Linked DNA regions of Homo sapiens: region 2 is linked to region 1. The links are chromatin loops, found by intact Hi-C in ENCODE. Cell type or tissue: tibial artery. All regions are shown on one strand. Links, peaks and the distances in the headings refer to the core of each region. The heading gives the core; the rest is flanking DNA. Region 1 has its middle 34 kb from the start of LINC00870. Region 2 has its middle 100 kb from the start of LINC00870.

Region 1 (16,277 bases), core at 4,085-12,084:
CTGGCTGGGGCAGCCAGAGAGGACCCTCAGGCAAAGCCAGCAGTTGTTGGAAACCGTTAGGGTGGGATCAGCCTGCCCAGGAGTGAGGGGCAGCTGCCACAGGCAGAGCCTGTTGGGATCTGTGACAGAGACCGGTGGAATGAATGAGCTGACATCAGGGAGAGGACAGTGGGGTGAGGAGCAGGGCGGTCAGGCGTGGGGAGAGACAGGGGCCATGCCGAGGCCAGCTTTTACAGCCGCGCCTGGAGCAGCTCAGGGGTCTTAGGAGGGAGAGGTCCTTCCGACTGACGATGACTCATCCCAGGGGTGGGCCTAGGAGGATCCCGAGCCCAGAGTCCAGGCTCAAAGCCATCGGCAGTTACTTGGCAATTTATTCCCGGTTTCTCAGAGGTAACAGCCAACGCAGGAACAGTGTGTTGCTCCCTTTAAAAAGGCTTAGAACATTCCGGAAAGAGACCTAAATTTAATAGCAGGAGAGAGGGAGGAGGGGAAGTGGTTGCAGAGCCTGGAGGGAAGCCAGGAATCCTGCCTCCTCCTCCCCAGCCGCAGAGGACATGCGGACATGTGTGGGCAGGTCCCTTCTGACCCATGGCAGGTCCCTGTTGATGGTCAGGCTGGGGATCGTGCAGGCCTTTTTGTTATCCCGGGGTCTCCTTCTGAGCTATGCTAACACTGTGCAGTGCCTATAACCAAGAAGAAAAAGGAAAGAAACAGAGGAAACTCAAAGCAGCCAGCCTCTCTGACTTGTGAGCAGCTTGGGTAAAGGACCGGTGGCTGAGCCAATTTTTAATCACAGCTCACCTGCCTAGTACCGCCCGTGAGACCAGTGACCACCGAAGCCGGGCGAGGGCCCACGCCTCCCCTCGCCGTGGTTTCTGTGGTTAACTCCGCTGCACTGAACACCTCCCCTCCTCCCCTCTTCACTTCTGCGTGTGCGCCGCGTCCAGACCGACGGCCCTAAGGCTGCTTTAACCCAAGCACTGCCGGTCCGTGGAGGTCCCCATGGACACCCTCACTGCACAGGGGTTAGGACCTTGCCTCTGGGGCCAGATGGTCTGCGTTCAGAACCTGGCTGTGCCAACCACTGGGTCCCAGTTTCTCCGAGCCCCGCTCAGTGAGAGTGTCTTCCCATAACGGGGGTGAGCCTCACGTCACCCCGTTCATCTGGGGCCCAGGGAAAGCACGGTGGTCTGTTTCAGCACTGGAGGAAACAATGTCTGTGTTGACCTCATGGAGAGATGGCTGTCCTCTCCAGGGAGGTCCCTTCCCAGAGAATTTTGAAAGGCAGTTTGACTGTTAGCAATTTTTGGTTTAGACACAACTTTAGAATCTTTTCTCCTGTGTTTCAAGTGACTTCCATCGGTGTGGTTTCTCCAGGGGTGATCCCAGGGACACCAGCTTGAGAATCACCTGGGGAAGGGGTAGGGTGGGGGGAGGAGGGGGCTTATCAAATGCAGTTCCTTGGGACCAGCCCGTTCTTTGCTTCTCTCAGAACCCCTGTGAGTAGATGGATAATCAACCTCCTTTTACCATAGATGAAACTGAGGCTCGGAGAAGTTAGGGGACATGCCCGAGATGATTTAATTAAATAATGACAGGCATATCTTCAACTGCTGCAGCCCCTGCCCTGGTCACAGGCTCCCTGTGGACCCCACCTGCTAAACATAAACAAACCCATAGTGCAGCAGCCACAACTCAAGCTGGGAGGCCTTTGTGGAGGTTGATTTTTATCTCCCCGCAGTCAGGCACAAGTGAGAATTTCATAAATAGTTCTAACAAAGCTGCCTTTCACAGCCAGCTCTTTGCACTGTAAAAAATAATAATAATAAAATAAAAACCTGATTTCAGAAACCATGTCCCCAGGCTTCATTGTTTCTTTCTGTTTTTCAACTCTTTGACATTTTACTCACAGGGGAACTTTCTCAAACACTTCATGCATCCATTCAACAAAATTTATTGAGCACCTTCTATGTGTCAGGGGCCATACAAGGTGATAGAATCAACTGCTGTGAGTAAGATGAAGGTCTTGCCTTTATGAAGCTTCTACTCAAGAAAACAAAAAGGGAAAGTGTCAGGGGAAATGAGAGCTAATAAGTAACATTAGGCAGGTGATAGGGTTTAGGACATGTTACCCCAAAATAGAGCATCTTGGCATCTGAGAAAACCAGCAGAAGCGGGAAGGTCTCTTTGACCCCAACCCTTCTCCCCTGAAGCACACCATCAAACATCATAGAATCCTCTGACCTTCTGCTGAAGTCGGTCATAAGAGCCTCATGTGGAATACAGTGGAATACTACTCATGTGGGCAGTGCCTACGTCATAAGCAGAGGAAAGGAGAGTATATGAAGCAGGAACTCAGCAAAGAATCTGAACAAACAGGCCCCCAGGTTATTATCAGTAGATCACACCCCCTTTGTCCAATCGCACTGCTCCAGGACTATCCACCTCTTCATGAAACTTAGCGTAAAAATACACAGGTTTCCCCGTTGTTGTTTTTTGCGGTCTTTCACTTCTAAAGGGACCCATGTCATATAAAACTATATTAAATAAATTTCTATGCTTTTCTCTTGTGAAAAGAAATCTTTCCTCCCCTGCACAAGGTAAGTAAGATAGAGTGTGAAGGTGGAGAGGTGTCATTTATTTTAACTCTAAAAGATAGGGACTTTTACAAAACATAACCTCAATGCCATTATCACACTTAAAAAATAACCAGGACTCCTTAATATGCAATCATGTCCCATCAGTGTTCACACCTCCCCATTGTCACGAATATTTTTGCATGCTATGAACCTTACTTAAATTCAGGTTCTAACAAATCTCTTTCAGTCTTTAGGTTCTTACCCATTTCCTTTCTTCGTTTTTGTTTCTTGCAGGTTTTTGTTGAAATGGCCAGGTCATTTGTCCCCTAGAATATCCTGTGGTATGGATTTTGCAGATTGCATGCCCATGCCATCATTTCTTCTGTTAGGAGGTGCCATTGTATGCAGAATGTGACATCTGAACAGAGGCTGGAATGAAAGACAAGGGCGGGAGCCATGCAGAAATCTGAGAGTAAGAGGGTCCCGTTCAGCTTTCATTTTTTCTTAGCTTTACTGCTCATAGTTGTGACCTCTGAAACCTCCTTCTTTTTTCATGTAAGTTCCCCTTCCCGACTATTACAAGTAACTCAGCTGGCCGGGTGTGGTGGCTCACGCCTGTAATCCCAGCACTTTGGGAGACCGAGGCAGGCAGGAGTTCGAGATCAGACCAACATGGCGAAACCCTGTCTCTAATTAAAAAAAAAAAAATTAGCCAGGCATGGTGGCATGCAGCTGTAATCCCAGCTACTTGGGAGGCTGAGGCAGGAGAATCGCTTGAACCCAGGAGGCGGAGGTTGCAGTGAGCCAAGATCACGCCAATGCACTCCAGCCTGGGTGACAGACTGAGACTCTGTCTCAAACAAACAAACAAACAAACAAACAACAACGACAACAAGTAACCCAGCTGCCTTCATCAATCTACAGTGAAATATGTGTGGTTAAAAGCCCTTGGCCTTAAAAACTGGAAACAACCTGAATTTCTATCAGCAGAACAAATCAATCAAGTGCAGTATATTTCTACAGTGGAATACTACTCAGCAATGAAAAATGAATGAGCTACTAATTCAAGCACTATACACATGGGTAAATCTCAAAAACAAGTTGAGTGAAAGAGGCTGGATACAAAACAGCACACACTGTAGGCTGCCACCTATGAAGTTCAAGGACAGGCAAAACTACTCTGAGCAGCACTTTCTTTGGGAGTGATAGTGACTGGAAAAGGGGCATAAGAGAACCTTCTGGAAGGCAAGGGATGCTCCATAGCTTGAGCTGGGTGGTGGTTGCATAGGTGTACACATAGGTAATAGTTCCTTACACTTAAGATGTCCGTATCTTCCTATATGTAAGTTATACCTGAATTTCAATAAAAAATTAAAATCAGGTGGACTTTGGATTCAGGCAGACCCAGCCACTAGTTAACTGTTTAACCTTTATCAGTTCTCCCATCTGCTTAGGTCCTCAGTTTCTTCAGCATAAAATGGAATAAATACAACCTACTTCATTAGTATTGCATGCAAAGCACTTCACACAGTGTCTGGCACATAGGAAGCCCTAAAAAATAGCTATTATTCCTTAATAACATTCTTACTAATATCTACTCAGCTCCCAACCCATGGCAAACTCAGGGTGCAACCTCAAACCAGCAGACTCAACATTTGTCTCAGCTCCACGCGACATGTGTCTATTAGGCTCACCAAAGGACTCATATTTGTAACTTGTTCTTTAATGATATGCACATTACCTCCTGCTGCTATTCTTTTAACATGTTGCTTTGATTTGATCTAATTGGAGCCACAGCGTGGTTAATCACAACATTTAGTGGGAAGTTTGAAGAAGCCAATGGGTCCCTCATGTGTGTTGGGCTGCAACGCCGGCCCCTGCCAGGTCTTCCTGGAGCCTGGAGACAAGAGACTTATTGGGGAAACATACTATCCATCTGGAATCCTTTCTCAGAGGACCTTCTTGGCAAAGCTGCTGCCAAACATATGCAACTGGTTTTTCAAGAAATTGCAGTTTATTGGGGCTGGGAAGTAATCTCAAAATTGACTTCTTCCCATCCATTTCCTTTCTTTGTGTTTGATTCTAGCGGTTTCTGTTGGAGCGACAGGTCATTTGTCACGTCTGGATGTTGCTGCCTTCATCTCTGCTCAGCTGAATTCCCACTTTCCTTTGGGTAATGTCTCCCTTGGTGACATCTTGGTTCAATTCTGGAACTTTTCAGACACTTTGAGTTACTAGAAAAAGCCCATTCCAAGAAATGAGACTTAGTGCTTTTGTAAACGTGTTTAAGTATAAAAGACATGTAGAAAAGTACACAGATTACAATTATACAGGTCAATGAATTTGCATGAAATGAACACATCTGTGCAAACTCAGATCGATAAATTAAACATGATCACAATCTTAGAAACCTTCCTCTAATCATCCCCTCACAAGCTACCTGCTGTCTTGACTTCTAACACCATAGATTTGTTTTGCTTCTCTCTGAACTTGGTATGAATGAAATCAAATAATGTGTCAACCTAACTTCATTGGCCAGCACCTTTGTCTCTTTGCCTCTTTGCCTAGGGGCTTCCTCTGAGGATTGGAGCCCACTCTGCCACAGCTAGCAGCAGGCTGAAATTAACCAGGGAATTACCACCTTTCAAGACCAGGAGGCAATCAATGGCTCTCCAGAGTTGTTGAATCAGTATCCCAGCCCCTATGAGGAATATCTCAGAAGGCATGGTCTCTATTGACTGTCAGATGTCCCCAGTAGGACTAAGCTCCTATTGTCTGCAGTGATACTTTGCTCTGTGACACACTCTGAAGAGTGTGTCTTCCTCCCTTCCCTGACTCACTTCCCCATTTCTCCTATCAATGTTTCCTGGAATCCCCTCCTAAACACACTAATTGCAGTAAATGCCTTGTCTCAGAGCCTGCATCTAAGGGAACTGTAACTAAGACAACCCATGATTGTCTTCCAATTCCTTTTGCTTGACCTCAGAAAGCACAGTCCCCTTCCTTTCCCCAGTGGGGTTAGAATAGCTTTAAAAAAAAAAAAAAGAGGCAGAAGCAGGGTGAGGAGGAAGAGAAAGAGGAATAAAAGGAGAAGGAAAGGAAGAAGGAGAAGGAAAAGAAAGAGCTGAAGGAAGATGAAAGAGATGAAGGAGAAGGAGAATTATACTCCCTCCACGGCTATAGGACTCTCCCCTCTCATTTTGTTCTTTTAATCTGATAGCTTATGGAAAGCTAATGATGATTAGTTGGAATCGGGCCCATTCTGCCAACCTCATCGGGCCTGAGGACAGTGTGCTGCCTCCTTGTTCTCCCCAACCCCAGCGGTGGTGCAGAAATCTCCCTAGCTCTGTGCCACTGTCAGCCAGTCTGAGACAATGGGAGAAAATGCCACTTAGTCTCCTGTTATACATTTTCAAGGCTGGTCTTAGCCTCCAGTCTTTCAGGCTTCCCCCAGACACCAAGAATTTACATCCTCATCATTCTTCATCTTCCACTTGGGACCCTTCACTGGGGCTTAGATTCTTCCAGCGTGCCCCTTCCCAGTCCTGGATGACTGCCTTCTAAAAACAGAACCGCTCTTGGCACACCTAGCAAAGCAAGGAGCTGCAAATCGCTCCACTAATGGACTCCACTGGGATTTCAGAGGCAAACTCCCATTGTAAGATTTCTGTGTCAGAAACTTCCACCAAACTCCTGCGTATTCCTCTTGCTGTCAAGCAGGAAAGGCCAAGATTCTAGAATATGCAGTTTTCAAGTTCATGTCTGCCTCCACAAGGCACTCTTGGAGACTGTAATGTGCTCACTGATTGGGCACATTTTCAGTATAAGTTGATTTGCAGGTGGCTGGGACTGCAGCATCAGGCAGAGCCCTCCCCAGAATCCTTGACACAGGGGGCTGAGGTTGGGCCTCTGGGTTCAAAATCCTCTAAAAGCTGTTGGCAAAATGTGTGTATTTGCTCACCTGCGTTGTTCTGAGGAATAGTTTTGTAGATTTCCACAACTCCTCAAAGTGGCCTAGGACCCTATATTATTTGCAAACTATGCATCCGACAAATGTCCAATGTCTAGAATCCGTAAGGAACTCACACAAATTCACAAGCAAAAAAAAAAAAAAAAATTAAGAAGTGGGCAAAGGACATGAACAGACACTTTTCAAAAGAAGACATGCGTGCCGCCAACAAGCATATGAAAAAATGCTCAATAACACTAATCATTAGAGAAATACAAACCAAAACCACAATGAGATACCACCTCACATCAGTCAGAATGGTTATTATTAAAAAGTCAAAAAATAATAGATGCTGGTGAGGTTGTGGAGAACCTTATACACAGCTGATGGGAATGTAAATTAATTCAGACATTGTGGAAAGCAGTAAAACAGAATAACCAGGTGACTCAGCAATCCCATTATTGGGTATATACCCAAAGAAATATAAACCCTTCTACCATAAAGACACATGCATACGTATGTTCATTGCAGCACAATAGCAAAGACATGGAATCAACCTAAATGCCCATCAGTGTAGATCCAGTGGACTGGTTAAAGAAAATGTGGTACATACACACCATGGAATACTATGCAGCTATAAAAAAAGAACAGGATCATGTCCTTTGCAGCCACATGGATGAAGCTGGAAGCCATTATCCTCAGTAAACTAACGCAGGAACAAAAAACCAAATACCACATGTTCTTACTTATAAGTGGGAGCTAAATCATGAGAACTCATGGTCACATGGGGGGAATAACACACACTGGGGCCTATCAGAAGGTGGAGGATAGGAAAAGGAGAGGATCAGAAAAAATATCTATCGGGTACTATGCTTAGTACCTGGGTGATGAAATAATCTGTACACAAAACCTCTACGACGCACAGTTTACCTATATAACAAAACCTGCACATGTACCCCTGAACCTAAAATAAAAGTTAAAAAAAAAATAACTCCCTATTGGTAAGAGAGCTGATTATTTGAAAACTGAGTAACCCTCCTAGGCTCCTGTGATCCCACTTCAACTTTACCAAATAGACACAGGTAACCCAATTATGGCCAATTAGCCTTGGGGCTGGGCCCTAGACCATGATGCACCCCATTAAATAAACCTAACTCCAGAAGACCTTGAGGAGTGATGCAAATCTCCTCCTCCAAGAACATTTGAATCACACCCCGGAACGTAGGCTACATTTCCTCTTCACACATTTCTTTTCTCAAATTCTCACTCATGGAAGCAGCTACTTCCCCCAAATCTCCTTTCTCTGCCTCTTCCTAAAGTCCCCCTCTTGCCCCTTCCTCTCACCTCATGCACCTCTTTTTTTCCAGGTAGCTTGAGCCTTTCCTAACTCAAGTCTACTTTGCCTCTCTCAGCTTCTTACCACTGTCCCCTCCACTCATTAACCTGGGCAGCTCAAGGAAGGAGCTATGGAGCCAAGCAACACAGGCATAGAAGTCCAGAAGGTAGCGGAGGCGCAACAGCTCCAAAAGCTACGTCCAAATTGCTTTGTTGGTATCACATTGGGTAGACAAAAATGAAACCAAGGCAAAAGTTACCCTTTATTTTATTTTTATTTTTTTTGAGATAGGGTCTCACTCTGTCACCCAGGCTGGAGTGCAGTGATGTGATCACAGGTTATGGCAGCCTCAACCTCCCAGGCTCAAGCAATCCTCCCACCTCAGCCTCCCAAGTAGCTGGGACCACAGGCACACACCACCATGCCCAGCTAAATTTTTTTTTTTTTAGATGGAGTTTCACTCTGTCACCCAGGCTGGAGTGCAGTGGCGCGATCTCCGCTCACTGCAAGCTCTGCCTCCCAGGTTCACGCCATTCTCCTGCCTCAGCCTCCTGAGTAGCTGGGACTACAGGCGCCCGCCACCACGCCCAGATATTTTTTTTTTTTGTATTTTTTAGTAGAAACGGGGTTTCATCATGTTGCCCAGGCTGGTCTCAAACTCTTGGGCTCAAGTGACCCTCCTGTCTTGGCCTCCCAAACTGCTGGGATTATAGGCATGAGCCACCACCCCTGGCAGTAGTTACCTTTAAACTTAAACTGTATTATGTAAAAAAAATGAAGTAGGGCTGTTTGAACTGACATAGATATCTAAGATATATTAAGCAGGGAGGACCAGGGCATACAGAAAAGTATTACTTCCTTAAGAGTAAGCCACCTGGGACACAAAATTTAAGGGTGTGCTCGTTGTCAGGGTTGTGCAAACCATGTCCCTGTGCTAACATGAGCCTGAGAGTGGGTGCCTCCTTAAATTCTGCACCCTTGGCCTGGCCCTGATATGAAAAGAAAACAGTAAAGCAGAACCATCTTACACATGTGTAGTATGATCTCGTATGTAAACACTACACATGTGTATTAAATATATAGAAATCTCTGAAGGGATCACACCCAACGTGTTGATAGGGTTTCATTCTGAGATGTGGCATTGGAGGGAAGAGAGAAGGGCTTCCCTCTTAACTGTACCCACTTCTGTACTGTTTTAAATTACAAAATAACAATTATATATGGCTCTTATAATTTTAGACAAGCCAGAAAATAAATAGAATAGTAAACCATATTACATGTAGAAGGGTCTACAAAAAATATATACACAGACTGTTAGGATTTTTTCTGTGGTCAGATGCAAATTGTGAAAACTGAGACATGTTGACGATTCTTTTTCCACTGATTTCAAAGCACCCTCAGTCCGCATGGCAGCCGCCACCTCTGATTCATCTAGTTTGAGGTCTGTTCATGCAGCAGATGGAAGTTAGCATGCCCTTGGGATGACACAGCAAGGGTGGAGTGTGATAACGTTTCCCTTTCTCTCCTCTAAAGTGAGGGTGAAGGCAACAATCAGCTGCCCCTTCCCGCGGGGCAGCACTGTGATGGGAAAGAGTGAGGCAGAAGAGGCTGGGACTGCCCCACTGCAAATGTCTGGCTGGCCTGGGAAGGCTCTCAGCCATCCATGAAGAAGCCTACAAATTAGAATTGTTTTTCCAGACTCTAAACTTTCTAAGCAGTGATATTTATCCACCTATCTTATCCAAGTTTTTCAGTGAAATGTTTAAAATGTACACATTACTCCAAGCAGAGCAGAAGAATATAACTGACTTCATTGTTTTCCTTCCTGGCATCCTCTGCATGTCCCTCGACCCTGGCTCTTCCTGCCTGACTCAGGAGTTCTGCATCATTGGCACTGTTTCCATCTTTCTTGGAATCAGACAGGAGATATACCAAGCCTGTTGCCCAAGGGTTTCTTATCAACACCCCAAAGAATTGTGAGCTTACTGGAGAGTCCCTAGAGCAGTGGTTCCCATCTAAGGGGAATTTGCACCCCAGGGGACACTTGGCAATGTCTGGAGACACTTTTGGTTGTCACATCTTAGGAGGAACTCTTGGTATCTTGTGGGTGGAAACCAGGGATGCTGCTATAAGCAACCTCCAATGCACGGGGAAGCCCCCACAACACAGAATTATCTGGTCCAAAATGTCAATAGTGCTGAGATTGAGAAACCTTGCCCTAGAGCCTCACTACTCAAAAAAGAGTCCATGGACCGGCAGCATCGGCATTTCCTGGGAGCTAGTTGGAAATGCAGAATCCCAGGCCCCACACAAACCCCAAGTTGAGATAGAGCAGAAGATGAATAACCCCCATGTCGATCAGGATGGGCTAGTCAGTAAACCCTTCCTGTAGAGGGCGATAGTAGGTACTTCAGGCTTTGAGGGCCAGATGATCTCTGTTGCAACTACTCAACTATGCCTTTGTAGTGTGGCAGCAGCCCTACATGGTAAGTAAACAAATGCACATGGCTGTGCTCCAATCATTTGGCCAGCATCACTTTGCTGACCCCTGGACAAAGTCCATCTGTGGAAACAAATGATCCCCCAAATAGTGAAGATTATTTCTCATGCACACTGCATGTCCATCATAAGTTGTCTGAGGGCCCTGCACCATGCCAGCCCTGGGCAGGAACCCAGGGTCCCAGCTTCCACCATCACAACCTTCACTGATCATCAGGGAGGGAAAATACATAGCAGGCACGGCACATGCGGTGCACAGACCAAGCATGCGTTTGCTCCTGGAGCTTCCACCTGGAAATACCACCCACCTCTCTCACATTTTATTGGCCAAAGCAAGTCATGTGGCTGTGCCTAAATTCAAGAAGGTGGGGACATATTCCCAGAAGGATGGCAATGCCTAATGACTACCTGGATCTCCTCTCCTCAGAAATCCCAGCCCTACCATAGGCTTAATTCATCCCATCTATGAATTCCATTAACTGTCTGGATAGACTTGAGCAGAGTTGCATCTCAGATTAGGCATGAACCACTTAGTGGTAAATGCATCTCTTCCTCATGCCTCTGTAAGGAATAACAGTGCAAGTATACATTGATGCGATTGTCTGTACTGTGCCAGGCACTGAGCACTTAATATATTTCATTTCTTTCCAATCTCACAACAGTTCTAGGAGGTGAATGTCATCTGCCTTTTACAAATAAGAAAACCCGAGACCGAGCGATGATGTAGCTTGTCCAAGGCCACCAGCTGGTAGATGGTAGAGTTAGGATTCAAGTTCAGGTCTGTCTGACCTCAAAGCCTGTACATTTTAACATCATCATTTTTTTTTTTTTTTTGAGATACAGTTTCACTCTGTCACCCAGGCTGGAGTGCAGTGACGCCATCTCGGCTGACCGCAACCTCGACCTCCCAGGTTCAAGCAATTCTCGTGCCTCAACCTCCCAAGTAGCTGAGATTACAGGCATGAACCACTACGCCCTGCTAATTTTTTGTATTATTAGTAGAGATGAGGTTTTGTCATGTTGGCCAGGCTGGTCTCAAACTCGTGACCTCAAATGATCCGCCTGCCTCGGCCTCCCAAAGTGCTAGGATTACAGATGTGAGCCACTGCACCTGGCCTTTACTTTTTTACTTTTAATCTTCACAATAATCTGATGGGGTATGTATCATTAGACCCATTTTACTGATGAGGAAAAGGGGCCAAGAAGTTAATTAATGTGTGTCCAAGCTCAGATATTCAATGGTAGAATCAAGATTCCAACCCAGATCTATTGACACCGAAGACTGTGCTTCTAACAGTTTCTAGCACTGGGACATCTGTTCTGTAAGTGAGGCCCTAGGGCATGTAGGTGCCTTGCCCATATCCTTGAGTCTTACTACTTCAGAGGGCATCAGCTGACTGTCAACTGTTAGGACTTCTGTCTCTTTGCTTGAGGGCTTTCTCAGAAGTCACACAAGGAAGTCATCTCTGTCTGTGCTCAGGGAAATTCAGAAGAGCTGAGAGATCACCACCAGAGAACCAGCACCCTGCCCCTACCCAAACTTTCAACCAAAGATTGGCAGAGTAGGTGTGAAACATCCCGGCTCCCTTGCCTCCTGGGCCCAATAACTCTGCATGTACTCTACACTGGTTCCCAGAGGCCACAGTAACTATGTCACCTTCAGTAGCAGCTGACTCAATCACATACTCATTATTGGCTGTTATCTTGGATTGTCAGATTTCACAAATAAAAATTACAGGATCCCCAGTTAACTTTGAATTTCACATAAAACTGATATTTTTGGTAGTGTAAGTATGCTCCAGGCAATATTTGGGTCACATACTAAAAAATGTATTCTTTATTTGTCTGAAAAATATTGCATAGGACATGCTTATGTTAAAAAATTATTCATTGTGTGACTTTCTAATTTAACAGGCTTCCTGTATTTTACCGGGTAACCCTACAGCCAGTCCTTTCCTAGGTCATAGCCTCACTTCCCTACCTCCATCTCCAACTACACTGCTTATATTTGAATCCTTGTCTCAAAGTCTGTGCTAGGAGGAGCTCAAACTAAGATGTAGGGTGACATAAGGAGCCAAACATGTCTGCACACAAAGAGATTTACTGATGCTTAAGGGCCATCTGGACCCCACTGGAGCCAGGACAATGGGGCCACCAGCCAAACTCTACAAGAACCATTTCGAATTCAGCATATATGAAAGAGAGAAGGCTTTCTTCTCATATTGCCACTACTACTACAGCTGGAGGCTTACTGTGGGCGGTAGTTCTTTATCTTCTCATTATATGCTCTTCCGGTAAGCATTGAAAGACATAGACATTTCTAGGCACTTCTTATCTGGGATTTCCTCTACTGCATTCAGCACCAATAGATCAGACAAATACTCAGGATGACATAGTCCCTGCATGGACCAGATCCTGCTGCCAACTGAATACCCATCCCACCCACCATCTTCTTTCTTAACATACCTTGATTTTGTTCACCTCCTTCAGAGCAGCTGCATTCTTCAGGAGAAGCTGAGCTATCCACAGAGAGTGACTCTTTTTCAGTGCAAATCAACCATGATAATGCCATTGCCTCTGCCAATATGTGATTTAGAAATGGATATGAGATGCACTGCTGGCCCGGGGGACATGAGAGGCCATATGGGAAACACCTAAAAAGAGCCTTCTTTATTGTGACCCTTGAGCTCCTAAGAGGCACGAGTAGTGGATGCTAGCTGTACAACCCAGATCCTCTTTCAAGACAAGCACTTTCCCCGTACCTGCCATGAGTGCTTTATCTGAGGTCACCCCACCACCACCTACTCAGCGTCAGCACACATCCAGTGACTAGTCAATGCAGAGGTACAAAGGTCCAGCCTCTTGCCACGGTTTTGGAAACTCTGAAGCTCCATTCCAGCTCCAGAGGGCCCTATGAGTTCAGCTGAGGCCTCTGTTGCAGCCGCATCGTAGCTCAACTCCTCATTTTGGCCAGCCTTGCCTCTCTCACTCCCTAACAGCTGTTGTTCCTAAGAACATTCTCCAACAACCTCCCTGCACACAAATTTCCATTTCAAGGAACTGGTGTTAAGACAACATATGAGGAGCAAGTTCCCTTGTTCACAAGCAGATGTTGCTTTCCACACATGCAACTACAGTGGCCATCTTGGGACCATGAGGGGAACCAGCCTAAGAAGATAAGTCCATGCTCTGAGGACAACAGAACAAAAAGATAGAAAGAACCTGGGTCTTCAATGATGTCATTGAGCCACTAAATTAACCAACTCTAGAACTGCCCTACTTCTAGGATTCTGGTTATGCCAACTAATAGAAGTTCTTTGTCTTAAAACCTCTTCAAGTTGAATCTTATGTTGTTTGCAGCCCAAATCATTTTATATTATATACTACATATCAGTAGGAGGCAAAGGGAAATACTTCAAGCCAAGGAGGCACCCAGAACAGCATGGATTCCAAAATCCAGCACTTAGGTGACTTGCCAGAGTACTCCAAGTCCAGATGCAGTCCCCTCCCCTCATCCTTTTTTTTTTGTGTTTTTTTTTTTGAGACGGAGTCTCACTCTGTTGCCCCGGCTGGAGTGCAGTGGTGCAATCTCGGCTCACTGCTAGCTCCACCTCCTGGGTTCACGCCATTCTCCTGCCTCAGCCTCCCGAGTAGCTGGGATTACAGGTGCCCGCCACCATGCCCGGCTACAGTCCCCTCATCCTAACCACTGTGACACTTGTCCAGATGCAGTCCTCTCATCCTAATCACTGTGACATTCCCTCTCCTTTTTATACCACTGTTGTCCAGCAAAGCCAGAGGCTAAGAAGTGTGCAATTCTTTGCACAACTCTGAGAAAGAAGAAATCCCTAGATAATATTTTGACACCTTGTAATTCATGGAATAGCCATGCCTCTATTTCACTTTCTCCTTCTTTTCTTGTTACTTAGAAAGAAAATAGCAGAGAAACATGTCAGGCCAGGAAAGGCTAAATCATCCCAAGCGATGTCAACCTCATAAAATTATGAAATACTGTAGGATGCTCAAAAAATATTTATACAGTTTTTCCCCCTCTTGTGATGAAGTAAGTTATTGAGCTGCATTTCCAGGCCTTGCGACATCTCAGTAGCCCTGTCTCAAAAGTCAGGCGTGCCTTTGGCACACAAGCTGTTGTCAGTGAGCTAAAGATTATACAATCTGTGTATTAGGTACCTAAATACACAATTCAAGCATGTGGCCATTTTGGCCTGAGTCTTTATTTTCATCAGTTATATAGAAGATTGGAAGTTAAGATCAAGGGCTCTGGAATCAAACAGCCTAGAGTTAAGTGCTAGACTGTGGACAAATTATTTAACTATTCTGTACTTGTTTCAACATCATCTATATAATGGAAAAACTAATAGTACCAGTCAGCTTGGACTAAGTTATGCTGCAGTAACAAACAACGTTAAAATCTCAGTGGCTTGGCAACAACAAAAGTTCATTGCTTATTAGAGACACATGTCCACTGTTGGCTGTGGCTCAATTCCATGTGATCTTCATCCTGTAATGCAGATTGACATAGAAGTCTGTATTTGGGATACTGTCAATCTCATGGCAGAGAAAAAGAGATCCTGGCAGAACCACACAATGATTGTTAAAGCTTCTGCTTGGAAGTGGCACACATCAACTCTACCCATGCTTTATAGCCCAAAACTTGTCACACAGCAAGACTAAAGCCATGGGATAGAAAGTATAATTCTCTCACATGGAGAAGATGCCAGTGTTTTGAACAATAATACATTCTACCACACAAGCATACAGGATTGTTCTGAGAATTGAAGGTAAGGGGAAGACAGTAAGTTTTCAAAAAGTTAGCTATTATGAATATTAGTACCATCATTTTAAGTTCTAAGTTACTAACTGGGATAAGAAAGTTTTTATAAATAGGTTCTTCTATTCAGTAGTCATTTAGATTAAGCTTTTGAAAGTACTAACTGTAGGTAGCATGTTGATTTTGAGGTTCTGTGAATCAGTAACCAAGTAAATAAGGTTTATTTGACTGTAAAATGGGAATAAAAGTAATGTCTGCCATGTGAAGATTAAATGAGATGCCTGCAAATTCTTTGTCACTTTTCCCATTGAAAGTGAGTCTAATTCTCCTCCCCTGGAATCTGAGCTGGCTTTAGTGACCCACTTGACCAACAGAATGTGGCAGAAGTAATGCACTGGGGCTTCTGAGGCTCGGTCATAGAAGCCTTGCAGCTTTAGTCTAGCCCTCTTAGAACCTCTTAGAACCTTAGAACACTTGTTCTTGGAGCCATGAGCTGCCACATAAGCGAGAGAGGGATCCAGCTGACTCCAGTCTTCTGGCCTTCTGTGCCAAAGTGCCAGATATTTGAGTAGAGCCATCGTGAATCCATCAAACTAGCCTGTCAGTTTAACACCACCAAACAACCTCGGTTGATCCCTTGTAGAGCACAAGAATCACCCTGCTGAGCCCTGCCTGAATTCCTGGCTCACAAAATCATAAGATAGAATAAAATGGTTGTTTTAGCCACTAACTTTTAGGAGAGTTTGCTATTTAGCAATAGATAACCAGAACACATGCAAGCCCTTAGCAAAATACCTGACTCATAGTTGGTTGGGAAATTAATTGCTAATATCATTAGGTCTTGGGTAGACTCACAACTTACCTTCCCCCATTTAGTTTGGAATGCCCGTGACTTAAATCTGAGGAAAGGATGGTAAAGACACAACTTTAGTCAAATATTTCAGTCTCCTTGACATTTTCCTAAATGTCCATAAGGGAAGCCATAAACACGTAAGACAATGAGCCTAGGACTTTCAGGAATCCCCTGACTTCCCTTGGGTTCATTGGATACACATATGCCTAAATCTTTCAAGAAAGCTAAAATTCAATATTTTAAAATTCCTTAAAATTTCAGATAAAATT
Region 2 (16,277 bases), core at 3,803-11,802, 71 kb after region 1:
GTGACCACTGCCCACTTTGGAAGTCCAAGAGGTCATGGCTTCTCTTCCTGCCCCAGAGGCAGGCTCAGCCCACTGAAAGCCTTCTCCCTAGATTCAGTCTTAACAAGAAAGCCAAGGCTAATGGTCTGGCTGGAAGGCAGCCTGCATGATGGCAGCATGCCCACCTGCTGGGGTTCCCAATCCAGCTTTTCAGAACTCTCTTGGCATTGTTTCCTCCAACCCCAAGCCTGGCCCTCCAGCATCTTATTTAATCTTTGAATAACTCTCTCTACCTCTACCGTCCTTTTAATTAGTTTCCTTCTCTGGGTAGGGAAGTCTGTTTCTACAGCTAGCAACCAGTAATGCTTACTGATACTCACAGAACCCTAATATTTAAAATGGATAAAAATAGAGATACTCTATTGAAATGGGGAAGAGTGAGCAAGAGCTCCTCCCTTGAATCATACCCCTAACAATAGCCTCCCTGTTATCTCCAGAGTGCCACCAAGGCCTCAAAGAGCTTAATGTGAAACCCTTGGTCTCATCCCATCCTCTTTGTAGAGGTGAGGAAAGAGAAGCAAGAGAAGTCTGCTGATTTGCCAAGATCTCAGCACTGCTTACTGATGGTGTTCTATTCCCAGAGCCACGGCCTTTCTACCACACCATGGTAGCTGCCTTGCCAGAATATGGGAGACAAGGAGATACCACAGTGAAGCTCAGGGGCCATGCAGAGATCAAGGGAATAAAGTGGTCTCTCCTTTACTTCTCCCAGGTCACTATAAACAGCAACAGCAGGACAGACAGCCTTGGAGGGCTCCTTCATGGCATCAGACCCATTCCCCATCTCTGCTCTTCCAGTCCTCTGGCCTATGTAGGCATACTGGTACCATGACCCCCTCAGGTCATAATGACAGATACACATCTCAAAGTACTCTGCCAGCATTTCCCAAGGCATAGCTCCCAGCATCCTGCACCGACAAGATGCTCTGTAAAAAAAAATGAGTCCCATTGCTTCGCAGCTTTTTGGCTAAGATCAAGTGTGACATCTGTTCTTATCAATGAGACCAACAAGCATATGAGAAAAAGCTCAATATCACTGATCATTAGAGAAATGCAAATCAAAACCATAATGAGGTACCACCTCACACCGGTAAGAATGGCTACTTTTAAAAAGTCAAAAATAACAGATTGGTGAGCTTATGGAGAAAAGGGAATGCTTATACACTGTTGGTGGGAGTGTCAATTACTTCAACCATTGTAGAAAGTAGTGTGGCAATTCCACAAAGACCTAAAAACAGGACTACCATTCAACCCAGTAATCCCTTTGCTGGATATATACCCAAAGGAATATAAATCACTCCATCATAAAGATATGTGCACGCATATGTTCATGGCAGTACTATTCCCAATAGAAAAGACATGGAATCAACCTAAATGCCCATCAATGACAGATTGGATAAAGAAAATGTGGTATATATACACTATGGAATACAATGCAACCATAAAAAGGAATTAGATCGTGACATGGATGGAGCTGGAGGCCATTATCCTTAGCAATACTAACGCAGGAACAGAAAACCAAATACTGCATGTTCTCACTTATAAGTGGGAGCAAAATGATGAGAATCAATGAGCACAAAGAGGGGAACAACAGACACTGGAGCCTACTTGAGGGTGGAGGGTGGGAGGAAGGGGAGAATCAGAAAAAATAACTATTGGCTTAGTACCTGGGTGATGAAATAATCTGTACATCAAACCTCTGTGACACGAGTTTACCTATATTACAAACCTGCACATGTATACCTGAGCCTAAGATAAAAGTTTTAAAAACAACGAGTCCCTTAATAAAATCTCTAATTTTCTAGATCCGAAGATGCACTTTCTTCCTTTTTCACGTATTAATAGTAAATGCAAGGTTGTGTCATGAAGTGAATAAAAACAAGTCCTCTGAAATCTGACTACCTTGGTTTGATTAACAGCTCTGCCACTTACTAGCCATCTGATCTTGGGCAAGGTACTTAACCATTCTGGTCCTCAACTTTCCATCTGTAAACTGGAAATGAAATAAAAGATCCAACTGTGTTAGTTCAAGATGAGATTAGATGTGCAAGAAATTTGTTTGGGGAAACACCTGTGAAAGAGTATGGGGAGAAGCAGGAGGAGGCTGGAAAAGTTGTGAAACCTCTATGTAGACCTAATTCCTACAAAAAAGGAAAGGGAAGGAAGAAAGATTGGGTAGAAATAGCCTTATATTGCAGTGCAGTTCTAAGAAACTTTTGGCAAAGTTTTGAGGAATTTTTGAGTCAAAGTCAACCATCAAAGGAGCCCTGCGTCTCCCTGGAAGGGACCTACATCAGTATTCCTGATGTGCTCAGTTATTGACTGAGAGCAGCCTGTGAAAGCAAGGCCCCTGCCCAGTGTGGAGGTGGATTTAGAATGCAGCAACCAGGGCCCTTGGTCAATTATGCTCTTGCAGTAAGAGATCTGAGAAGTGCATTCTCAGGCCCCTCTTGGCCCCACATCCACCTCAAAAGACAGGATTAAGTCAGTCATTTTATATAAAAGCTCTTAAAATAGTGTCTGGCACATGGTAAGTATTCTGCATATGTTGCCTTAAAACAAATAAACAAAGTTATGAAATCAGGTTGCTTCTTAAAATCAATTTGCACACCTGATGTGATAGTGTTCCTTTTTGGTTTGAACCCTGGAAGGCTATTATTAAAGTGTGGCTGCATCTTACAATCAGCACGTCTTGGGATTGAGGTAATGAATTTGGAAAACTTTGCAAAAGATATTTCTCTCTTGGAGATTTTTATTAGCAGACTAAAGATCCTGAGAAGTCCCCCAACAGATAGACCTATGGACTTTGCTCAACTCCCTGTTTCCCAAACTTCTTTGGCCATAGACCTCTGGTTTGCATAACACTTTCAATAGATTTCTTTTCTTTTTAGTTAAAGAAGTTGGTTTCTGTTGCTTGCACCCAATTCCCAACTGATAAATACATGCAATCTCAGGATATAAAAGAGGCAAAAGTGGAACCGCTCTGGTTGATGAGAAGGAGAACAGAACTGGAATTCCATAGAATACATTTTGCCAAATGCCATGCTTTGCAAAGGCTGGTTGCTGCTATTTCAGATGATTCTCAGGTATTAGGTTCAGAGTAAATGGAGCACAAGGAACAAAGGAAGGATGGGAGATGGGAAAGGAAGAAGAAATGTTTCCTGATCCACCCAGGTCACCCTACCCAACACTGCAGCTTTTTCCACAAGGTGCCTGGAGTATACAACTGAAAAAGCCCTCACCTAACCCAACCTCCTCACTGAGGTCAGCCTGACCAACCTCATTCCATAAGCAGAGCACTTTCTCCTTCCAGTCCCCAAAGAGACATGAGCACCATAGAATAAGAAAAGGTAGAAGATAAACATCTCCCCACTGTAACCAGTGGCTGAGAGCCATGAACAAATACAACAGGAACTTTTCCCTCCATTCCACATTTACCATGTGGATTAATGCCTGCTCCAAGCCAGGCACGGTGCTTAGAGGTCAGGATTCAGGGATGACAAATGTAGACTTCAGCGTTGGGCCCGACGTCTTTTATGCACCATCTCACACTCTTACAGCCCACTTCTGCCAGAGCTGTGGCAACCCAAGAGTGCTTCACTTCATCCACACAAAGTGTTTCTTGCTTTCTTTAGGGCTTCTCTGCTGCAGCGTAGGTGCCCTAGAGACCTGCTTGGCCATTTGCTGCCCCACCCCAGCAACACTTTGGGTACAAACCGCAGGAGCAAATTTAACCTGTGTAGGGAAAAATATTTCCGTCTTCTATGTCTTGAGTAGAGCATGCTGAGGTGCATTCTCCACTGCTCCTCAGAGGGACCCATGCCCACATTGGTGTCGGATTCATTAATGCACCTAAATTGGACTGCAATCCCTGTTGCCCTCTCCCCTAGCCCCCAACACCTTTTCCCAAAAATCACTTCTTCAAAAGAAATTATCTGCATGCAAGCCCTTGTCTTATCCTCTGCTTTTCAAGGGAACATAAGGTAGGACTTTAAAAAAAAAAAACAAAAAAACACTTGTTTTGCATTTGTAGCAATTATAATGTCACATACTTCTATTAATGCAATAACTGGAAATGAAACATGAGTCTAAGGTCATTTTCATGTTAGAGAAGAGAAAAACTGGAGCACAGAGAGATCACTTGCCTTGCTAAATGTCACACAGCTAGGATAAAGCAAGAACCAGGGCTCCCACATCTCCTCCAGAGCTGCTGTTACTAGATGAGTCAATTCAGGGACTGGGAGTCTCAACACACCCTCACAGGTGAACGTTTGGAGTTCCTTTGGCTGGGTTTTGAAGGATGCTTATTAATTAGCTAGATGAAGAATGGAAAAAAGAGAGGGTTGGAATAGGAATTCTGCCTGAGGGAACAGCAGAAGCAGAGGTGCCAGGTGAAAATGATTCAACAGGGTTTATTCTGGAAACTAGTGAGCAGGGGCTTGAAGCACCGTAGGGCCAAGAAGATATACAGGGCATGGTAAGAAATAAAGCAAAACAACATACAGGGCCACGTGGACTAAGCAGTTTGTTGACTTGTGGACACTAGGAATCATGGGGTGAAAAGGTGGGAAGAATGGGTGTATTAGTCTGTTCTCACATTGCTAATGATGATACCAGAGACTGGGTAATTTATAAAAGAAAGAGATTTAATTGACTCACAGTTCCATATGGCTGGGGAGGCTTCACAGTCATGGCAGAAGGCAAACAAGGAGCAAAGTCATGTCTTACAAGGCGGCGGGTAGGAGAGTTTGTGTAGGGAAACTCCCCCTTATAAAGCCATCAGATCTCATGTGACTTATTCACTAACATAAGAACAGCACGGGAAAGACCCCCGCTGTGATTCAATTACCTCTCACCAGGTCCCTCCCATGACACATGGGGATTGTGGGAGCTACAATTCAAGATGAGATTTGGGTGGGAACACAGCCAAACCATATCAGTGGGTAAGGCACACAGGGATAACTTCAGATTTGTGGATTCTGCCCTCAGTCAACTGGCCCATACACAGAGCCTCACCATCACACAACCAAGGTCAAACTGTTTCACCAAGGGCTAAGGACTCCATTCCTGAGCTCAGTCCCCTATTTCTAGCACTCTTGATTACCTTTTTTTATTTTTTAAGAAAAAAAAGATAGTTCTTGTTCTCTTGGGAAGAGATGCATCTTGAATCTCTAACAAATAACTATTTAAGACCAGTGAGGGTCTAGAAAGGAAAGTGATGCCCATAGATGGACTCAGAACCAGCAGTCTACCAACAAGCCTCCTCCCCAGCAGTCTCTTCAAGCTGTGGCCATTTCTGTGAAGGAGGCTGAAGAGTAGCTCTTCACTCCGCAGAATTAATTACTGAGGACCACAGGCCTTGTCTACACTTGGCATAAAGAACAGTTTTTAACAAGTGATTGATTTCACACACACACACTTGCAGAAATCAGTCTCTCAACAGGCAGTCTCCTCCTCCTTTGCTGGTGAGAACATAAACTGGTGCGGGCTCTCTGGAGAGAGATTTGGCAGAATGGATGGAGAACCTTAACAGAGCTCATACCTTTTATTGCTACAATTTCCCTTCTAGGAATTCATGCACAAGAATGCTCATTCTAGCCTCATTCATATTAGGAGAAAATTAAAATCAACCTTGATGTCCAGCAATCAGGACTGAATAAATTATAGCATGTCCATTCAGTGGAAAATAATGCAGCCATTAAGCAAACATAAGGTATGTGGTAGACTGCAAAAATAGCCACAATTATTCCCTTCCCCTTATCCATGCCCCTTATAATGTGACTTTGCCACAATTCCCAAAAAGAGGTAGAGTCTATTTTGCACCTCCTGGCCATGCGAGTCACTTTGGTCAATAGAATATAGAGAAATTGACAGTCAGTGCTCCTGTCTTTAGACCTCAAGAAGCCATGAGCACTCCTGCACTCTCTCTCTCTCTCTCTCTCTCTCTCTCAGACTCTCTCTCTTCCCCCTCCCCACCCACCTTGCCTTCTCACTCTTGCTCTTGTTCCAGCTCTCAAAATCTTGACATTGACATGTGCACAAACCCAGCCTAGCCTACTGGAGGATGAGAGACCCCATGGAGGAGAGCTTAGCAGTCTCAACTGAGGCCATCTTCGATCTGACTCTAACCAGCTAACCCTCAAATACATAAGGGAGTCACCAAGTTCAGCAGAGCCACTCACCTGTCACACTTGATTATAGATACACCAATGAGCTCAGTCAAGATCAGAAGAGCCCTCCAGCTGACCAGAGGTCTCATAAGCAATAGCAAATTCTAAATGTTTTAAAATCAGCAGTTCTCAAAGCATGGTCTGGGATCTGGGAACTCCTGGGGAGTCCCTGAGGCCCTAGTAGAGGATCTGCAAAGTCCAAACTCTTTTGCTAATACTACTAACATGTTATTTGCCTTGTTCACTCTCAAGAGTGTACAGTGGACTTTCCCATAGGTTATATGATGTGTAATAACATTATTGCTGTGACAGTTAATAGAATACATGTGTGTGCATTCTTCATTCTAAAATTATCTCAGCTTTAATTTCCTATACAGTAAATATTGATAGATATAGCTGACCTAGCAAAAGTTCTTTGAGGTCCTTAATGACTTTACAAGTGTAAAAGTGTCCTGAGACCAAAAATGTTTGAGAACCGCTGTAAAACCATTGGGTTTGGGGGTAATTTGTATAAGACGTCTATACAAATATAAGCATGTAATCAAAATGTTAATAGTGATCATCTGTGGATGATGGGATTATGGGAAATGTGTATAGAGATTTTTCCCTTTTTTATACTTTATCTGTATTTTCCAACTTTTTATAAGAAATGTTTTGCTTATATGAGAAATATAGCTTTAAGATAAAGTTGACTGATCTGTATAATCTTTAGAAAGAAGAGAGAAACCTCTCTTGCTCTATGGGAAGGTCGCTCCTGTGGGAAGGTCTTGGCAGAAGGAAATAAACATGTTGAAGGCCATTCTCTGTAGCCCTGGTCACCTCCATCCAGCGAAAGTAGCAAAGGGACCCTGAATTTCCACCTCCTCCACTTCTAGAGGGCAGTTTGGTCAGCTTTCTCTCGCTGTCCTCTTTTCAAATAAGAAAAACAAGGACTCTAGTTCCCAATGTAAGGATCCACTCAGAGAAGCCCCCAAACAAGAAGTGAGCAAGAGCCATTTTCTATTCCTGCCTGTGAAGAACCTCTAGAAGTTGACTGCATTCCAGCAGCAGTTGCCTAGGGAACACCAGTGACAAAAAGGAGCCGTGAGGACACACTAAATAACTTTAGCAACTATTTGCATTTGGCAGATGTAGCCAAGGGCAGGGCCCTGCCTGGCTCCCTGTGGAAGCCGCAGGAGCCCCACAAGGAAGGGGGGGCCACTGGAACAGTCATAGGGGAGCAGGGAGGTGGGTGAAGAAGTGAGGGCCTTAACTCTTTCATTGCCCCTCCCCAAGCCTGCTGGGGCAAGGGTTTGTCCCAGAAGAGATCTCCTGGGCTTTGTGGAAACCCCAGAGAAAGTGCAGCCTCTTCCGGGAACTGGGTCCTCCCACACACCCACAGCCTACAGCCCCCCACCCACCCACCATGCCCCCCAGTCTTGCTTCTGCTTCCGCCACCAGGGAAGGCAGGTGACAGGATGGGCTGTGAGCTCCAGGCTCAGCCTTGCTGTGGCAGCTAATTGGGATGGTTTTTACCTGCCAGGTGAAAAGTCTGCCTGGGGAGGGGCAGTCAGCTCTCTGTCAACCCTGCTTCCTCTCTGTCTGCCAGCTCTCATTAGGACTAAGCCAGTCCCATGGAGCCCCAAGAGGAGAAGAGGCCAATGAGCCAAGCCGTTCCTGCCTGTGGCCTGGAAATCAGAGCTGCTTCGAGCAAGCTCTGCGCGGGCTCTTTAAGGTGAGCCCCAGTGCCTGGGCTTCCCACTCTCTGGGTGGGATGGAGACGAGACCGAAAATAGAAAGCAGCAGAGGCCCAGACCAAGCCTGGCTTTTCTCACTGCCCCCTTCAAAAAGTTCTGCTCAGATCAGATGATATCAGAAATGATTGGCGCCTTTATTTCCCCCCTTTGCTTCTAGTCCCCCACCCCCTTTCCAGTTTGACCACATCTGTAGGCTCTGTTGAAACAGAGCCAACATAAACAAAAACAAACTGAAACCCAGCAGCCAGCGAGGGCGGGATGTGCCACCCATCTGGGCAGGCCACGTGCAGGGCTGAGGACTGCCAAGGCACACCTCCTGCTGGTAAAAGGCACCGTGTGGAGTAATTAACCTCCAGGGCTTGGTGAGTGAAAAGCACCATGTAACCATGCTGGGTAATTGAAGAGGAAGAGAGGAGCGCTCTCCCGAGTGAACATTCAAATGTGTGCAGCTTGCTGGACCCTCTCAAGCAGGATGGCAGTCGGTTGGCCATGCCCCATAATGTGGCTGTCATCATTTGTCTTCCAAATTGTTGCCCAATCAGAATGGCTTCGGGACCCTTCGGCTTCTATGTATGCATATGTATAAAGAGACTTCTTAAAGCCATGCAGGATTTGTTGTTTTATTTTTTAGTGAGAATGTCCAGAGCTGGCGAAAGCAGAAGAGAAATAAACACTCCGGTAGTCTGCTGGTGAGGATGACAACTGGTCGACATTTCTAGAGGCCAGTTCCGGCTCCAACACTGCTTGCGTGTATCTGTGAAAGAGACCCAGGTGCCATGAGGCTAGGAAGGCTGGGATTTCGCAGCTCTTTGCACTGAAACTGCTGTTTCCTTGCTGGTGCTGCTGGAGATGAAAATCCACCATCCTCCAGAAACCCAAATCTCTCCTGGCACCAGCTCCCGGTGGCCAGCAAGTCCTATCATCAACTGGAAGAAATGAATGACATGCTCTCCGCATCACACTCACTTAGAGGGGTCACACAGCAAAGCTGCTTAAGCCCCTGAAGCATTTGAGTTTAGAGATGTCTCCCCTTCAGTTGACAGCTGTGACTTTCCAGAAAACACATATGCCACTGTGAGGTAGGGTAGTTTCTTGTATTCATTATACAGTACCCAGAGCTCCTCCCTGTGCTGTTTATGCTGTCAGATATCTTGTTTACCACGAAAGACACCATCCCCCATCATGGGGGTCCCCGAAACTGGACCACCATCCAAGCTATCTAAATTCATTAGTCCCAGTAGCATATGTCCAAACTCAAATGTGGATGAGTCAGGAGACTTCACTTCTTAGAGGCTGCAAATAGACAACCAGAAAAAGGATTCTCATCTAATTCTGTTCATCTGGTCGTTCAAATTCTGGTTCCTACTCCACCCAAAACACCATTACATGAGCCTGAGAAATGACTGGATTACACAGACAAATACATTCTCAATGCGTTCCTTGGGATTGTGGGATTAAGCTGATTTTCTGCCCTTCGCATCTTTCTTTGCAGTAAAGACTTTCTGCTCTTCCAAGTGATTTTGAGCCTATTATTTCACAAGTGTAGCAGATTGTTTGCAAAAATGGCCAAAACTATTCCACCCTCTGTATCTGCAGTCAGACTTTTCAATGTGACTTTGTTGCTTTTCCCATCAAAAGGTGAAATTTGTTTCTCCACTCCTTGAGTCTGGGCTGGCCTTGTAACTTGCTTTGACCTACAGAATGATGCAGCAGTGGCACCATGACAGGCCTAGGTCTAGGTCTGAAAAGGTTTTGTGTCCTTCTGTCCTGGAGTCCAGAGACTCCCTGGGGTAGCCTGTTAAAGGATGAAAAGCTCATGGAACACAGACACTGTCTCAGCTGGGTCAGCCTGGACCAGCCAGCCCTTAGCAGCCCCGGCAGTTAACCACAGATGGATGAGTGAGCCTAGTCAATGCTGAAGAACCACCCAGCAGAACCCAGCTCAAACGCTGAGTTACACACAGCATCATGAGCTAAATAAATGGTGGTTGTTACAAGCCACTAAGTTTGGGGGGTTCTTTTTATGCAGCAAGAGCTGATACCATGAACTCCCAAACTAAGTGGAAGGGGTGTCCACTTATCCAATTGAGGACTCAGAAAGTGCTGGCACAGAAGGACTGGGTGTTTTATTTATTTATTCATTTATTTACTCAAGGCCTCATAGTCAGGTAGTAACATACTCAGAACTTGAACCCAAGTGCTCCACTGGCCTGTTTCCTCATTTGCATCTCCTCCTGAATGGCAGGTATTTGGGAAGCTTCCAGACAGCAGCTCCTGGAAATCCCTCCTGAGAGAGCCTGCTACATTTTCTCAGGGATCTGTCCAATTTCACCAGCTGCCATCCCACCCCAGCACCCTGCCTGTCTCCAACCCTCGGTCCGCAGCAAACCCACACGCCCACCATCAGCCCCCTCATAACAACCCAGCCAGCACTGCCAGCTCTTTCCATCTGCAGGGTTCCAGCAGCTCCATCGCCAGCCAGCATCGCTCCCTTCCACAGGCAGCAAGAGCAACGAGCCCTAAGAACATGAAAACACTTCTTTTCAGCCACACTGAAAGAGATCAGTGGGTGGGCCCGTCCACTTGTCGGCATCCGTTGGAGATCAAAGCAAACACAAGAGGGAACAGACCCAAAGGAAGGAGGAGGGAAAAGCCCCCCTCAACACACTGCAAACCCAGCCAGTCGTTCTGAGGGGAGATGTGGGAATAATCCTGACCAAAACCCCACCCCTCCCCAAGGAGCCCAGAGAAGAAAGGATGACAAAGAAATAGGAAGGTGGGGGGTGTGGGGTGGGAAGAGGAAGTAGCAGAAGGTACACAGGAAGGGAGGAGGGCTTGGAGGAAGCAACCCACCCTCTGGCAGCTCCCAGAGAGGGCCTTGCTCTATGGGGGCCCTTGGGGAAACAACAGGAGGGCAGGCAGCCCAAGGAGGGGGCAGCTGCACGCAGGTCCTGGCTGTGCACGTGGGCACCGGCTGCCAGCTGGAGGCTGCCCTGGCTTCTGAAGGGAGGGGGTGGTGCTTTTCTCTTCTCTCTAAAGAGTTGGAGAAAACCGAGCCCGGCCCATGAACACGGCCAGGCCCGATTTCCTCCCACCAGGCAAATTCTTTCCTGTGCTTGGGAAACACACCTGGCTAGAATTCTCATCCCATGGGCCAGGAGCTCAGAGCTTTCTGCCCAGTGGATGGTCCCTAGGGGAAATACAACGTTTGGCTAAAGCAAAAGACTCTGATGTCAAAAATCATCAGCGGGAGACACATGGCAAGCACCAAATTGGCTGCTCAGTGTGCCCTGAGTTGGTAGCAGTCACAGGAATGGTAATGGCAATAATAATAAGAGTAATCTAAGGGCCTGGTGTAGCGAGCGCTTATGAGGTGCCTGGCATTATTTTATGGCCCCCTCACAGCAACTCTATGGGGCAGGCATCTGAGACGCTAGCAGCGCCTGGCTCCTTAAACACGGTGCACTCTGGCCCGACTTCACCTGCCAACACCTGCGCTGTTTTGCCAAAGGCTTTCTTCTCACTGGCTCTGCTGCCTCACCTAGCAGGCCAGCAGTCCCCCAGGAATTAATATCACCCCAGAGCAGCCCTCAGCCAATGGGTGATGCAAGATCAATATCCCAGCTCCTCTGCTCTTTGAGTGGGATAACTCACTGTGGGAACTTCAGGGGCGCCCAGTGTACCCAAGGGCGTTAAGCTCCAGTCACCCATTGTGGTGACTTGCTTGATAATACGCCTAGTATTGGCTACCTTCTCCTCCCCATCTCACTTCCCCATGCCCCTTCTAGTGTTTCCTGGGGTCACCTTCCAAATAAACTACTTGTACTGGAATCCTTGTCCCAGGATCAGCTTCTGAGGAAAATACAACCTAAGAGAGGTACGGCTCCATTATAGAGGTGAGAATGTCCAGGCTCAAAGGGTGTTAAGAACTCAGTGTGGTCTGCCTGACCCCAAGTGCTCTTAATGACTATTCTCTACCACGGTTACTTTGATTTTTGTTGAGTCTTTGGAGTGCAAAGTGAACTTTCGTTCAGGCCAGAAAAAGCCCAAAGCTCACACCCCCATTGAGAGGGGCTTCTCGCATGCTGTTCTGGGTTCTCCTGAGCAAACCAGAGCTAGACACAACTGGTTAAGAAGACAAGCTTTGACATCAGAAGACCTGGGTTTTCCTTCTGAAGATGCCACTTATGAGTCTATGGCCTTGGGTGAGTCACTTAACCTCTCTGCATCTGAGTTTCCTTCTCAGTAAAGTGAGGATACAGAGGCTCCCTGGTGAGGTGGAAATTCCAAGGAGTAAGTTCCCAATGACATGAGCGCCTGTGAGAGAGAGGAAAGTATTGCGGGCAGGACAGGGCCAGCCAGGGAGGTGTCCTTGGAACCAGCTTCAGTTAGTTTTGGGCGAGCTGCTTTCCCTTTCCCCTTTTCCCCATTTGGGTGAAATAGGTGTGTGTTGTGTCACTGATGACATGAGACCATGAAAGTGAGACTCTCATACATGAGACAGAACTGCTTCTTCCTTTCTGGTCTTTTTGTATCAAGGATTTGTGTTTAACAGGCTTGATCTAAGTCCCCAGAGATATTTAAATAGAATCAGAATTTTAAAAACCAATCTGATTCCAGAGCACTCCACGCAGCTGCCGGGTGCCCAATTAGCATCCTGAATTGTGCCAGGCAGCCAGCCCAGTGGGTGCTCTGGCCATGAACAGCTTCAGCAAAAGCCTCCCTAGCCGCAGGCCAGGCAGAGCTGGAGGTGCAGCCACGGGGCACTGGCCAGAGGGTGGAGACCACTTCTTGGAGAGAAGACACAGAGCAAAGAGCACTCCAAGTTCAAGGCGAAGCTTTTGGAGCTGGAGCAGTGGTTCTGAAGTGGTGGAGCACAGCTCCCTGGAATGCCTCAGACCCTTCATGAGTGGGCCACCACGCTGGAGACTCCTGTGTGCCCCTCCAGATTCACCTGCCATTTTCCTCTACCCTGCTCTGTGTCCTGGAAGGCCGCCCCGTACGGAGTCCTCTGGCTTCTTCTTAGTACAGTGGTCACCTCTTATCCATGATTTTAGTTACCCACAGTCAACCATGGTCCCAAAATATTAAATGGAAAAAAATCACAGAAATAAAAAATCCATACATTTTCCACTGTGCACCATTCCAAGTAGAATGATGAAATCTTGTACTCTCCCACTTCAGCGCACCTGGGACATGAATCCTTCCTTTGTCCATTGGATCCACGCCGTCTACAATCCCCACCGTCTAGTCACTTAGTAGCCCTCTCGGTGATCAGATCGACTCTCGTGCTATCCCAGTGCCTGTGTTCAAGGAACCCTTATTTTAGTGAATGATGACCCCAAAGTGCAAGAGTATTGATGCTGGCAATTCAGGTATGCCAAAGAGAAACTGTAAAGTGCTTCCTTCAAGTGAAAAGATGAAAGTTCACGACTTAATAAGGAAAGAAAAAGATTGTATGGCGAGGTTGCTAAGATCTGTGGTAAGAATGAATCTTGCATCTGTGAAATTGTGAAGAATGAAAAAGAAATCGTGCTATATATATATATGTGTGTGTGTCTGTGTGTGTGTGTACGGTTCAGTAGTATTCTATGGTTTCAGGCACGCACTAGGGATCTGGGAACATACTCCCCATGGAGAAGAGGGGACTACTGGCAGGAGATTGGTGGGTGGAAAGAGAGAGGCCAGGGTGCTTATTGCATTGCAAGTTGGCAGCATCCCTCCACCCCAGGGCACACTCCTGTCAGGCAGCCTTCTCTCACTCCTCTTTCTGGCTCCTTTCCTTGCCCTGTTAGCCTAAGGGTGAGAACAGCTCCCAGCTGGAAGCCCCAGGGCACTAACCAATCTCTTGTGGTTACCCTAAATCTTCCAATACCCTTGCCACTGGTGCCTTCATTAAACTTTCTTTAATTATGCTGTTTGAGTATATCATCAGTTCCCTGCTGAGACCTAGACACAGTCACCAAACTTGGAACAAAATATAAAGTATATTTTTGCCACAACTAAGTTTATAAACGATGATGGGCATCTGTCTCTGTGCCAAGCTGAGCGGGTCATGTGGTGCATCTGCCAAGACGCCATTTGGTTGCAAATAACAGAAACCCTGATTCATGCTGCTTTAAATAGAAAATGGGGTATTTTCTCACTTAACAGAAGGTCTGAAGGAAGGCAGTCACTGACACTGATTTCAATGATTTCAGGACCAACCTCTGTGATTCTCTAGGCTTTTCTCTTGTGGACACAAGATGGCTGCTTCAGCTCCAGGCACCTCATCCATGCTTAAGTTGGGAATAAGCTGGCCTTATGAAAATATTAGGTTGGTGCAAAAGTAATTGCGATTTTTGCCATTACTTTTAATGGCAAAAACTGCAATTACTTTTGCACCAACCTAAAAGCATCAATCACTTCTGCGCAGGAAAAAGGAAGATTTCCCAAATGCTGCACCAAGAAGACTCACAGGCTATATCTGGGTAGCCCAGCCACTCTGGCTGCAAGGAAAGCGGGAAGAGAACTATACAGCATTCAATCCTCTGGAGGGGGAGGTATAAAGGGAAAGAGAGTCTGGAAACTGTTTGAAGGTAAGGTAACTCTTCAGCAGGGTCTTGCATTGCACCAAAAAATAACAGAGGTACACCTTGCAATGAGCACAAAATAAGAGGCACAAGTGAGGGTGAAGTCAACCTCCCCATCTCCCATTTCTGGTGTTTACTGGCACGAGTGGGACTTTTGCTAGTCAAGGCAGTAAATGATTCTATTCTGCCAGCAGCCCCGTCCCTTCAATTGTGCTGCCAAAAATATTATTATTTTCACAGTCTAATCGGCCCACAAAAAGTTACAGTAATTCATGTTTTCCTGGTGCAGAGAGCCAAATTCCTGACTCGCCCCAGAGTTAAAAGGCACAGTGGCTTAGGGCAAAGGGCAGAATCCTTCAAATTACCAAACTGAAAGGCTTAAAACAGAATCCAAATCAGGGAATGATGCCTCCCACCCCCCTAGCTCCTCATCTCTGCCCTAAGAATGTGTTCATGTCTTCTCAGCCTCCAAAGGTCCCTTGCACTTTAAGCAAGATCATTCTTATTCCCCAATTTTTCCCCCAGCTCTGCTCAAATATGTAAGCATACAATGACTGTTTGGCTGCCTCATCACTGTCAAATGACACTAGACCAGTTGTGATTTTCTTCTTTCTGCTCATCTGTCTCTTCTCATTTTCTTGACAATAAACATGTATGGTGTGTAATCAATTTTTTTAATTTAGTTTTTTTTTAAACAACACTAGGCATCTATCAGAAGGAAAATGAGAATACCACCCTAGCAAATTATACCATTGCCCCCATTTTGCCCGTCCATGGGGGATTAAAGAAATATACTCCCTAAAGGACACAAGTAGCTGCCAATGATTCGCTGAGTCAGATTCAAGAAGCTTTGGAAGGAGTAGTTCAATCTAGTGGCCTTCTCCCCACTCCTTCTGAGCTTCCTGCACAGTCTGGGGAGAGAAAGGTTAATTCCACACTGTGATTGAGGTTTATCAAATATATCAGACTTTCCTCAAACAGTTTTGGAAATGGCCAAGTAATGGAATGACCTTGCCAAGCTCTTTCCCACTGAATTTCGGAGCCTGTGTGTATTTTGATGGAAATATAATCCATATGTTTGCTTCATTTATACATCCTCATCCACACAGCTCTAAGAGCTAGCTGATTGATGTCCAGGGGCTCTTAGAGACTTTTTGGAGAATTTTTTCCTCAAAAAGGAGGAAGCTGACTTCACTGGCAGCAGTAGGAGCTTGCCTGCCAAACATCTGGGAGTGAGTCAAGACACAGAAGCCAAAGGTCTGGAGAAGAAGATGAAAGATCAGGTATCATCCTTCTCCAGGAATAAGGCTCGTGGCTTTTTTCTGTATCCAGTACTGATTGCTATGGTTCAAATGTCCCCTCCAAAACCTCATGTCAAAATTGAATTGCCATTCCAACAGTATTAAGAGTTGGGACATTTAAGAGATCATTAGGTCATGAGGCCTCTGCCCTCACGGATGGATTAATGCAGTTTCCACAGGGGCAGGTTAGTTATCACAGGAGCGTTCTCGAATAAAAGGATGAGTTTCCTCTCCATCACATGTGCACGCTTCCTCACCACGTGAGGCTTTCTGCCACATTATGATGCCACAAGAAGGCCCTCATCAGATGGCCAAGCAGGTGCCACCACCATGCCCTTTGACTTCCAGCCTCTAGACCCATGAGCTAAATAAATGTCTTTTCTTTATAAATTACCCAGTCTGTGGTATTCTGTTACAGCAGCAGAAAATAGACTGTAATACTTAATAAGCGCCTACTAT

The links. Hi-C counts contacts between places; a loop is a spot of excess contacts. Peaks named below come from ENCODE experiments on the same cell type or tissue, not always from the same donor. Only the 100,000 strongest peaks of a DNase experiment are listed, where the experiment ranks them.
Region 2: a loop joins it to region 1, with 2.1 times the contacts of the local background. A loop is called at or near these places in 9 of 110 quality-filtered maps.

Annotation. Positions count from the first base shown.
Region 1 is chr3:72,176,960-72,193,236 of GRCh38, forward strand. No RefSeq gene overlaps it. Among named protein-coding and RNA genes, the nearest start is that of LINC00870, 34 kb to the left of the region's middle. RefSeq lists enhancers at 90-219, 171-771, 540-599, 610-659, 9,199-9,493 and a silencer at 760-899. In tibial artery, for the core only: no CTCF peak of the experiment used is centred there; no DNase peak of the experiment used is centred there; H3K27ac peaks cover 449 bases.
Region 2 is chr3:72,248,071-72,264,347 of GRCh38, forward strand. No RefSeq gene overlaps it. Among named protein-coding and RNA genes, the nearest start is that of LINC00870, 100 kb to the left of the region's middle. In tibial artery, for the core only: no CTCF peak of the experiment used is centred there; no DNase peak of the experiment used is centred there; H3K27ac peaks cover 1,485 bases.